Regions from separate parts of the Homo sapiens genome. Here region 1 is linked to region 2. A link is an interaction called in ENCODE POLR2A ChIA-PET data of the cell type or tissue named here. Cell type or tissue: CD4-positive, alpha-beta T cell. All regions are shown on one strand. Each heading gives the region's core, and the rest is flanking DNA. Links, peaks and the distances in the headings are about the cores only.

Region 1 (5,365 bases), core at 89-5,088, 150 kb before region 2:
AGGTGATCCACCTGCCTTGGCCTCCCAAAGTGCTGGGATTATAGGTGTGAGCCACCGCATCCGGCCTGGTCTCCTCTTGCATACGGTCATCAGCATCGTGTGACTGAGCAGCCTAGGTCTGTCTCCTCTTGAATGCCGTCATCAGCATCACATCCTTGGTGCCTCACTGGAGTCAGTGGCTGCCCTGCCTGTGCCCACAACGTGACGGCGTGGAGACTTATCCGTGTAGATCCACGAAGCCTTGGTTCACTTATTTTGGCAGCTAGCGAGTGTTCCTCTGTGTGGGGAGGCAGAGTTTGCCCGTCCCGTGGCCCACTGGTGACATCGCCGAAGGTCTTCTCTGTTACTAGTGCTGCCGGGAACGTGTGTTTCCCCAGGTGGATTTGGCTGGGCTGTGGAGATGCGCTTCTCAGCCCTTCTAGATGTTACCACCACGCCCTCCCGAGTGGCCTTCTGGTAGGCTCTCCCATGTTCGCTCATTTTCTGTGCCTCAGGCAGCCGCCTCTCTGACTGAGCGTCCAGCGGACTTTTGCCCTGTTTCCCACGGTGCACGGAGCATTTCATCTCAGTGGTGCCTGAGCTTCCCTCCCTCTGGCCCTCAGACCCCGGCTGGGATCCTTGGAGCCAACTCCTCTGCCTGACATCCCGTGTCGCTAGGTCCTGCTCTTCCATCTTCCAATACCTCTGGGGTGTGTGGCCTTTTCCCCAGTGCCCCCATCATCCCTTCTGTCCTAGGTTGAACCGTGTCCCCCACAAACTCATGTCCACCAAAAACCTCAGAATGTGACCTGGGAGTTGGAGATGGGGTCTTTGCAGATGTAAGTAGTTAAGGATCTTGAGATGAGGTCATTCTGGATTAGGGTGGGCCCTAAATCCAACAACTGGTGTCCTTAAAAGAAGCAGAGAGGCCACAGACACACCGGGGAGAGCCACGTGAAGGCAGGAGCAGATGATGGAGTGACGCAGCCCCAGGCCAGGGAGCGTCTGGGAAGAGGCAAGGAAGGACCCCCCCCCCACCCCACCCCAGAGCCTCCCTAGGGAGTGTGGCCTTGCTGACACCTTGATTTTGGACCTCTGGCCTCCAGCATGGGAGAGAACCCGCTTCCATTTTTTCAAGCCCCACAGCTGTGGTCCATTATGGCAGCCACAGGACACTGATGCACCTCCCACCTGGCCGCTGTGGATGGACGACCCCGCCCGCAGGAAGTCTCCCTCAAGCACTGCAGGTGTCTCTGCCCTCACAGGGGACGCCTGCACAAGTAGGTGTGAAAAAAGGGCCCTGTGGGGGCAAGGCCTGGGCTGGTGCTCGCTGCCTCCCTTCATCCTATGCTAGTTCCCATGCCTCTTCCGGCAGGAGTGCCTGGCTCCACCTGGTGAATCAGAGCCAAACTCTCCTGACAATTGGCTGTCACTTATTTAACTGCCACCATCCCCAGGAGACAGAAAATGCCAGAAGGGTGGGGCCTGTGCAGTGCCTCCTCGCTATTTCCCCAGGGCACCGTGCCACGTTGCCTCAATGCACAGAGTAGCTGCTCAAAGTGTGTCGGACGAACAGGTGCCCCATGCCCAGCCATGCAGACAAAAGTGTGCCACGTGGAGGGAGCTGGTCGTGGAAGAGACCACCAGCATCTTGGCTGCCCGAGGACCTTGCCCCTGGGCTCTTGCAGGCACCCCTAGTTCATTACTTCCTCTCTCACCCATAGCTACCCACTCTTCCTCTATTTCTCTGATATCAGCCTTGCCACCCACCCAGGTTTGCAAGCAGGAAATCTCAGAGTTGACCTTGACCTCTGCCTCCCCAGCACCCCCAGGTCTCAACAGGCTGCCAAGATCTCATCAACTCGCCCTCTGCATACTGACCCTTGGACAGGCTGCCCCGGTCACGGTCATGTCTTGGTTGGGCCTCCATCATCCCTCCTTGGACCAGCAGGTGCCATCCTCCCCACCCCTGCCCTGCTGTGGCTCCTTCCCCTCCACGGCCAACATTTAGAGGACGATTACCACTTCCCTCCCTGTGTGCTGGGGACCGGGTGATAGGATCCCTCCACCCGATCATTTCCATTAGACCTGGGCCGGGTCTTCTTACTCATAGAGCCCTTAGTTTCCGCCCCCAAAGCCTCGAGGGTGGATTCGTGCTGCCGCCCAGCCTGGCCCTGATACCGCTTTCCAGCCTGGAGCCCCCTGCTTCTGCGCTCCTGGCTCTGAGTGCTCGGGCCCCCCCTGGATGGGTTGCCACTTGTCCTCTGGAAAGCAGGGCTTCCATGCTCCTGGACCTCCTAGCTGACTCAGTGACTTTGGGCCATCTTGTCACACCCCTTCTATCAGCTTGGCCTTGGTTATTTCTGTGTCCTCCATAGCCTCGGACCAGAGCCACGGCGGGATGCTTTCCTGGTGCGTGGCAGGCAGTCAGGAAATATTGCTGGACTGACCTTGATAGGAGATGCTTGGGAGAATTGCCCAAAAAACTAGCTTAAAATGCAAATATTGGCCTTCTTTTGCGTTGGCTAAAGAGTAGCATTTCTCCGTTTGCCTCCCGGGTAAGAAATTGATGGCGAATGCAATGTCTCTAGGGAGGAGAAGAAGGTGACAAAAAGGGTCTGTATAACGGGGCACACGCTAGGCATTTGTGACTATTTAAGTTTAAATTATAACATAAATGCGAAACTCTTTGCCTTGGTAGCCCTTCCACATTGCAAGCGTTCACTGCCACATGTGGCTGCCATATTGACTACGGCAGATACAGAACATTGACATCATTGCGGAGAGTTCTATGGGGGGGCGCTGGTTTAGATCATCTTCACGTTGGATCCACAAATTCATTGTTTATCCAGTGAACGGTTACTGGGCACCTACTGAGCAAGCAGGATGAAAGACACCCGCTCTCGGGGGAGTCTTCCGTTGGCTGCAGAGAAGCTTAAACTCAGGGGACCTGGGGCAAACTCTGCAAGGGCCCTTGGCCTCTGCACCCCCAGACCTCCCTCGCTCTGCAGGGGCAGTCGGGGGCCCCCTCTAGGAATGGAGCGCCAGCTCCAGCTCCTGTCAGGCTACAGCCCAGATGGTTGGCTGAGCACGAGCATGTGAGAGTGGAATTGGGCCCAACCGGGCTGCTTCTCCCCGTTGTCTTGGTTTCCTTCCACGCTGACCTGGAAGGACTCCTAAAGCAACAGGCCTGCCCAGGCGGTTTGCACCAGTAAACCCTGCAGCGGCCCCAAGGGCAGAGATAGCTGGATTGTATTTATTTAGGAACAGCCAAAGTCTGAGGCACAATAAAAAGTGGAGAAAGATTCCAGAGAGGAATGCAGCTGGCCTCAGCCTGGGAATCCGTCTTGCTTGGGAGGCTGTAGGCGGGCCAGGCTGGGGCCAGCCTGGAGGGTCTTGGCTGGCTCTGCTGGCAGGTACAGTAGCAGGGTCAGCAGGAGGGAGTCCAGGACGGAGCTCCTTCATTTTTAATTCAGGGAAGCAAACTTCAGTGGTTGAGTCTGAGGATGAGCAGGAAATGAATGGAAAAGTCTTTTTTTTTTCTTTTTTCTTTCTAGGCAGGGTCTTTCTCTGTCCCCCAGGCTGGAGTGCAGTGGCACAATTATAGCTCACTGCAGCCTCAACCTGCCAGGCTCAAGGGATCCTCCTGCCTTAGCCTCCTAAGTAGCTGGGACTACAGTTGTGCGCCACCATGACTGGCTAATTCTTAAAAGAAATGTTTTCAGGCTAGGCATGGTGACCCATGCCTGTAATCCCAGTACTTTTGGAGCCGAGGTGGGAGGATCACTTGAGCTCAGGTGCTCCAGACCAGCCTGGGCAACATGACGAGACCCCGTCTTGACTAAAAATACAAAAAGTTAGCTGGGCGTGGTGGTACAGCCCTGTAGTTCCAGCTACCCGGGAAGCTGAGGCTGCAGTGAGTTGTGATCACGTCACTGTCCTCCAGCCTGGGCAAAGGGAGTAAGGCCCTGTTTCAAAAAAAAAAATTTTTTTTTTTTTTGAGGTGGAGTCTTGCTCTGTTGCCCAGGCTGGAGTGCAGTGGCATGATCTTGGCTCACTGCAATCTCTGCCTCCCAGGTTCAAGTGATTCTCCTGCCTCAGCCTCCCAAGTAGCTGGGATTACAGGCATGAGCCACTGTGCCTGGACTTTTTTTTTTTTTTTTTTTTTTTGTAGAGATGGGATTTCTCTATGTTGCCCAGGCTGGTCTTGAACTCTTGGCCTCAAGTGATCCTCCCACTTTGGCCTCCCAAAGTGTTGGAATTACAGGTGTGAGCCACCACACCCAGCAGGAAAAGTCACTTTTTAAAGCGAGAGGTTGTGCGTCCTCTATAGCTTGGCGCTCATCAGCATGGAGGATTTACTGGAACGTGTGTTAGGTGAGGGGACATGGAAGATGGCAGCAAATCCGAGCCCAGAGCATCAGAAAGCATGCTTTCAGCCAAAGATGCGTTCTCTCCACCTCCGCGCAGCACCCTTCCCCAGTGTGTACTCCTGGAGCAAGGTGGGGCCGATCCTACGAAGACCCTTTCCCGAAGGCCCCTGCTGCCCACATCAGTGTCACCTGGACCGCCTGCTCCCTTTTCTGGATGGCTGGACCAGCCCCAGGGCCTCCTGGCCTGGTGTGGGGAGCACAGTCCACCCTGGGGAATGCCTGGTATGTGTCCCCTCCCCACTGGGTACCAGGGGATGAAGCTGTGCTTCGTGGAAGGGGACAGAGGCGCTGGTGCCCAGGATGGTGCACCTGGGGCGGCTGAACTGGACCTGGCTCCTACTGGGCCCCTGTGGAGCCCAGATTGTTGTGAGAAGGGGTGGGGAAAGGCAGGTGATCCGCACCTTTCACTTTTGTTTCACATGGGAACAGGGGCTTATCCTGCACACATATTCAGTTTGGAGTATGAATTTCCATGAAGAGGAAAATCTCTATTAGGCTCTGATGTCAGGATTGTCCGTGAGGGCCGGGCCGTGTTCTGGGGCAAGGACAGGAGTGGAGGGGGCAACCAGGGAAGGCTTCCTAATGGAGGAGGCATTTGATAGCATCTTGAAAAAGAAGCAGTTCCTAGGCCAAGCCAGAGACTGAAGAATGACCACCTAACTTCTTTTTTTTTTTTTTGAGATGGAATCTCGCGCTGTCGCCCAGGCTGGAGTGCAGTGGCGTGATCTAGGCTCACTGCAACCTCCACCTCCCAGGTTCAAGCAATTCTCCTGCCTCAGCCTTCTGAATAGCTGGGATTACAGGCATGCGCCACCATGCCCAGCTAATTTTTGTATTTTTAGTAGAGACGGGGTTTCACCATGTTGGTCAGGCTGGTCTGGAACCCCTGACCTTGTGATCCACCTGCCTCGGCCTCCCAAAGTGCTGGGATTACAGGCATGAGCCACTGCACC
Region 2 (5,365 bases), core at 99-5,098:
GTATCTTGGAGTGTGCGTTCCAAGCCCTGTTGCCTTCAACTGATCGGGTGAGGCCCACCCCCATCAGAGCACACAGTCTGCTTTACCCAGGCTCCTGATTGCACCCTTTTCCTGTTTGCCCCGAGAATACTCACCAGCAGTGCTTGTGGCTGCAGCGTTCACCCCAAGATAAATTTGCCGGGAAGTATCTTGCTTTTATTATTATTTTCACATCACTCTAGTATATCGACTTTGGAAACAAAAGACATCATTCTGTTTATAGCATTCCATTTTTAGTAGTGGTATTTCCTTTAAAAAAAAATGGTAATTCTCAGCTGGGTGTGGTGGCTCATGCCTGTAATCCTAGCACTTGGGAAAGCTGAGGCAGGCTGATCACCTGAGGCCAGGAGTTGGAGACCAGCCTGGCCAACATGGTGAAATCCCATCTCTACTAAAAATACAAAAATTAGCCAGGCGTGGTGGTAGGCACCTGTAATCCCAGCTACTTGGGAGGCCGAGGCCGGAGAATTGCTTGAACCCGGGAGGCAGAGGTTGCAGTGAGCCGAGATCGCGCCATTGCATTCCAGCCTGGACGACAGAGCAAGATTCCATCTCAAAAAATAAATAAATAAATAAAATTTAAAAAAAAATAGTAATTCTCGATCGCTGAAAATGTCAAATCCTAGAGAACACAGCATTCCTACAAGTGATGTTAACATTGTTCTTGATCAGTTGTTGGCTGAAGATTCATTTGATGAATCTGATTTTTCCAGAATAGACGACTCAGATGACTCTGTTGTTTTGCTTAGAAATAACTGCAGGAACAATTTAAAAAATTTTTTTTCTTTTTAATTTTTTTGTTTTTTGAGACGGACTCTCTCTGTTGCCCAGGCTGGAGTGCAGTGGCACGATCTCGGCTTACTGCAACCTCTGCCTCCTGGGTTCAAGTGATTCTCCAGTCTTAGCCTCCTGAGTTTAGCTGGGATTACAAGGTGCCTGCCACCACACGTGGCTAATTTTTTGTATTTTTAGTAGAGACGGTGTTTCACCAGGTTGACCAGGCTAGTCTCGAACCCCTGACCTCAAATAATTGGCCCATGTCGGCTTCCCAAAGCGCTGGGATTACAGGCGTGAGCCACCACGCCTGGCCAGTTTTTATATTTAATTTTCACACAGAGCATCCAGTCAGATTTGCTTCAGCCTCAAAGAGCGTGTTTATGTAAAATTAAGTGAGTGCTGGCAGTGAGCTGAACTTTCTAAAAGGTAAAAGGGTTAAATATTAAACTCATCCAAAAACACCTTCACAGACACACTCAGAATAATGTTTGACCGGTTACCTAGGTGCCCCATAGCCCAGTCCAGTTGACACAGAAATTTTTTTTTTTTTTTTTGAGACGGAGTCTCGCTCTGTCGCCCAGGCTGGAGTGCAGTGGCGCGATCTTGGCTCACTGCAAGCTTCGCCTCCCAGGTTCACGCCATTCTCCTGCCTCAGCCTCCCGAGTAGCTGGGACTACAGGTGCCCACCACCACACCCGGCTAATTTTTTTTTTTGTATTTTTAGTAGAGATGGGGTTTCACCGTGGTCTCAATCTCCTGACCTCGTGATCCACCCGCCTCAGCCTCCCAAAGTGCTGGGATTACAGGCATGAGCCACTGCGCCCGGCTGACACAGGAAATTAACCATCACAGTTACACAGCCATCGCCATTAATCCCAGCACATTTCATCATCCCCAAAAGAGACCCTGCCCCCATTAGCCAATCCCCATTCCCAACTCCGGGCTCTCAGCCCCTAGCCACCGCTCATCTGCCTTCGTCTCTATGAATTCACCTGTTCTAGATAGTTTGTATAAGTGGAATCGTACAGTATGTGGCCTTGGTGTCTGGCTCCTTTCACTTGGTAGAATATTTTCAAGGCTCATCCACATTGTAGCAGGTGCTGGTGCTTCATTCTTTTTCATGGCCGAATAATATTCCATCGTGGATAGACCACACTGTGTATCTCTTCATCTGCTGATGGACATTTGGGTTGTTTCTGCTTTTTGGCATAATTCTGTTGTGAAGAATTCTGCAGTGAGTGCTGGTCTACAGGTTTTTGTGTGAACATGTTTTCATTTCTCTTGGGTAATTGCAAGATCATGTGGTTTAGCCAACCAGCCTTTAAGCCATGTGTCTGCTGAGGGACCCAGGCCTGGTGGGGGTGCATTGCTGTGCTTGGCCAGCCAGGTGCTGCGAGTCCGTGTCGCAGCCATTTCTCTGTGCTGTGCTCTGAGGTTGTCTCGCCGGCACCGGGCACTGTGAGCCCCAGGAGGCCAAAGCCCCCTTTGTTTTATCTTGAGTCCAGGCCTCGCTCCATGAACTAGGATGAATGGACATTGAATCAACGCAGGGATGGGTGGGGCTGGGGTGGGGACGCAGAGTGACCCCGGGGGCCTGCAGCTGGGTCCTGGCTGCTGACTTCCAGTTTCCTTTGCCTGTTGGAGCCCAGAACAAGTCAGAAAGGGGAAATGCAAAGTTCGAGTGTCTTTTCTGTGGTAGACTGGCAGGCCTGGGTGGGTGAGCCACTTGCAGCTAGTTGCAGCGTGAGAGAGGAAGTGGGAGGGGAGGGAGAGGGTGAGTTTGGTGTAACTCACCCCTGGAAGGAGGCTGGGCTGAGGCTGGGGGAAGTGACTTTTATTTTTCTGAGAGGATTCTTCCCTGGGGCCAACTTCAAACCAAGGGAGACAAGACCTTCCTGGGGGAGGCTGGAAGTGCTGGGGCCCCCAGGTGGGCAGGTCTCCCAGGGCCAACGTCTTGGGGAAGCTATAAGTTACCATGTTTCTGGACTGTCACACACACACACACACACACACACACACACACACACACACACACACACACACGAGTAAACTGTAACACAAATGTGTGCCCATGAAAGTGCCCACTTTAAACCACCACACAGCCTGTAAAGCGAAGGCCCTGGCCCGCATCTGGGCACCCACTGCCCAGCCAGCCGGTAGGCAGTTTGCACTGTAGTCTGTTACCATCCCTCAGAGATGCAGCCGAGGAGCCCAGCTGGCTTGGAGGGCCCAGTGGGCGCAGCCTCAGGAAAGTGGTCAGGCCCGGGCCAGGCCCCTTCCCCCTCCCAGCCTTGGGAGAAATTACCATATGAATGTAGCTCCTTCCCGGAGTTCGGGCTGGAAGGGCCTGGGAGGGGACAGGCTCCCACCCCAGGAGCTTCCAGGTTCCGGCTGCTGCCTGTGTTAGCTGCGTGAGCGTGAGCGAGCCAGGGGTCACTACTGGGTGGAAGGAAGAAGCGGGCATTTCTTCCAGGAGGTCACCGTTGGAGTCCCACAGTAGGTCAACCCCAGGCCCTGGGTCCTCGGGAGGAGGAGAAAGAAGAGAAGCAGGAGGTGTGGAGGGTAGGCCAGGACCAGAAGGCACACAGGGTCGGGGCAGTGTGGGAGACCCTGGGGGCTCCCTCATTTAACCAGCTAACATCACAGCGTTCATAAGAACACGCTATTACTGCAGTTTTATTACTTTGCTCTGATTTCAGAAGGCACAACTGATGACTTTAGGGAACGGAGAATCTGAGGAAGGCCTCGCAGGAGAGGGTCAGATGCGATCGAGTAAATGTGAGCCGTCTGTAAACTGTAGAGTGCACGCACAGCACCGGTCAGCCCTGGGGTCAGTGTTCCCCTGGTGCTCAGCTCGGCCTCTGCACCTTTTAGTGCTCGGCTGGGCTCTGTGGGGGTCAGGGCTGGGTCTGGTACATTAGAGGACTTCTACCAAGCCCCTGGCAGTGTCTCAGTTACTAAATCCAGTTTGCCAGTTACTAAATCCGCTCTGCCGGTTCCCGAATCACTCTTCCGCTGGGGCCGGCCATGTCACGTCAGGCTTTTCATGCAGGACGGCAGATGGATAGACGCTGGGACCAAGTCATCCTTGGGCCGCGAGACGTCTGACCTTCTGCTGGTGTCTCAGAAGATGCTAGCTCTCCGTGGCATGTCTTCCACGCGGTGCTTGGGGACCAGTGGCCTCTAAGGGGCCCCCCTGCCTCAGCGTGGGGAGTGGCCTGGCCAAGGTCTCAGTGTCTGGTTGGAGCCAGGCATAGGCTCAGGTGTACTGGCTGGAGGCCTCCTGCCCATGGGCTCTGCCTGTCCTGTGTCCCTGGTCCTTACTGTGTCTTCTGTGTTCCTGGGAGAGACCCCAGGGGCCCTGAGCCCAGCACTGGGGTTGGGGAGTGGGCGGGGAAGAGGGTGGGGATTAGGGTCCCTGGCTGCAGAACAGCCAGGCCCCAAGTCCCCACTCCACTCCCCTCCCACCGGGCGCCTCATCCCACACTGACCATTTCCTGAAGAAAATTTCCTGAACCGGCCTCCCACCCCGGCTGTCCCAGGAAGCCCATCCATCCTTCCGCCTTAATGCTTTGTGGCTCCAGAAGGATGGTGGAAGCCGGAAATCATGAGTCTCATTCACAGGCGGCCACACACCGAAGCCGCGGAGACGCCGTGGGAAAGGACTCTGGCCAGCGCGGCCGGCACAGAGGGAGCGGTGTTACCGGGGTAGACGGGAACCGTGGCTGCCCCCATGCTGGTCTGGGAGAGACGAGGGGCCGGACGAAAGGACAGCAGACTGGCCATTCATTCATTTATTCATTCACTCATTCACAGCGTCTTACTGGGTGCTTCGGACGTGTAAGGTTTTGTGGGTAGTGAATGCGACAGACCCCAGACAGCAATCGGAGGGCCACGTGTGTAAGAACTGAGGGACCTAGGCTGGGCGTGGTGTCTCAAGCCTGTAATCTCAGCACTTTGGGAGGCAGAGGCGGGCGGATTACGAGGTCAGGAGATCGAGACCATCCTGGCTAACACGGTGAAACCCCGTTTCTACTAAAAATATAAAAAATTAGCCGGGCGTGGTGGCGGGCGCCTGTAATCCCAGCTACTCAGGAGGCTGAGGCAGGAGAATGGCGTGAACCCGGGAGGCAGAGCTTGCAGTGAGCCCAGATAGTGCCACTGCACTCCAGCCTGGGCGACAGAGTGAGACTCCATCTCAAAAAAAACAAAACAAAACAAAACAAAACAAAAACTGAGGAACCCAGTGTAGATGAGCTATCCCGGGAAAACAAGTGGGAGTTCTAGGAACAGCATGGGGAAGGGATGGTCCCGGCAGGGAGGACCTCTGTGGGTAGCCTTGTTGGAAGAGCTGAAAGGCAGCCAGAGAGGCTGTGCGTGGATGGAAGCTGAAGAGTAGGTTAGGGGCGTGTGTTTTGTTAACAAAGACTTCAAGCATTTACTGACCAGGCACAACACTATGTGCTTCATAAATAAATATCTCATTTGATCCCCAGCATTCTTATGAGACAGATGTTATTATCCCATTTCACATGTAAGAACATTGAGG

Evidence for each region. Peaks named below come from ENCODE experiments on the same cell type or tissue, not always from the same donor. Only the 100,000 strongest peaks of a DNase experiment are listed, where the experiment ranks them.
Region 1: POLR2A ChIA-PET joins it to region 2 with 5 read pairs; 18 of 35 experiments call an interaction of 5 or more read pairs at or near these places.

The regions. Positions count from the first base shown.
Region 1 is chr17:77,310,216-77,315,580 of GRCh38, forward strand. All of the region lies in intron 2 of SEPTIN9 (septin 9), which reads left to right. Among named protein-coding and RNA genes, the nearest start is that of SEPTIN9-DT, 31 kb to the left of the region's middle. RefSeq lists enhancers at 1-347, 4,138-4,973. In CD4-positive, alpha-beta T cell, for the core only: no CTCF peak of the experiment used is centred there; no DNase peak of the experiment used is centred there.
Region 2 is chr17:77,463,249-77,468,613 of GRCh38, forward strand. The region is part of intron 3 of SEPTIN9 (septin 9); the gene reads left to right. Among named protein-coding and RNA genes, the nearest start is that of MIR4316, 69 kb to the left of the region's middle. RefSeq lists enhancers at 2,017-2,076, 2,677-2,806, 2,758-3,509, 3,510-4,262. In CD4-positive, alpha-beta T cell, for the core only: no CTCF peak of the experiment used is centred there; DNase peaks (open chromatin) are centred at 2,183 and 2,563; H3K4me3 peaks cover 1,481 bases; H3K27ac peaks cover 2,736 bases.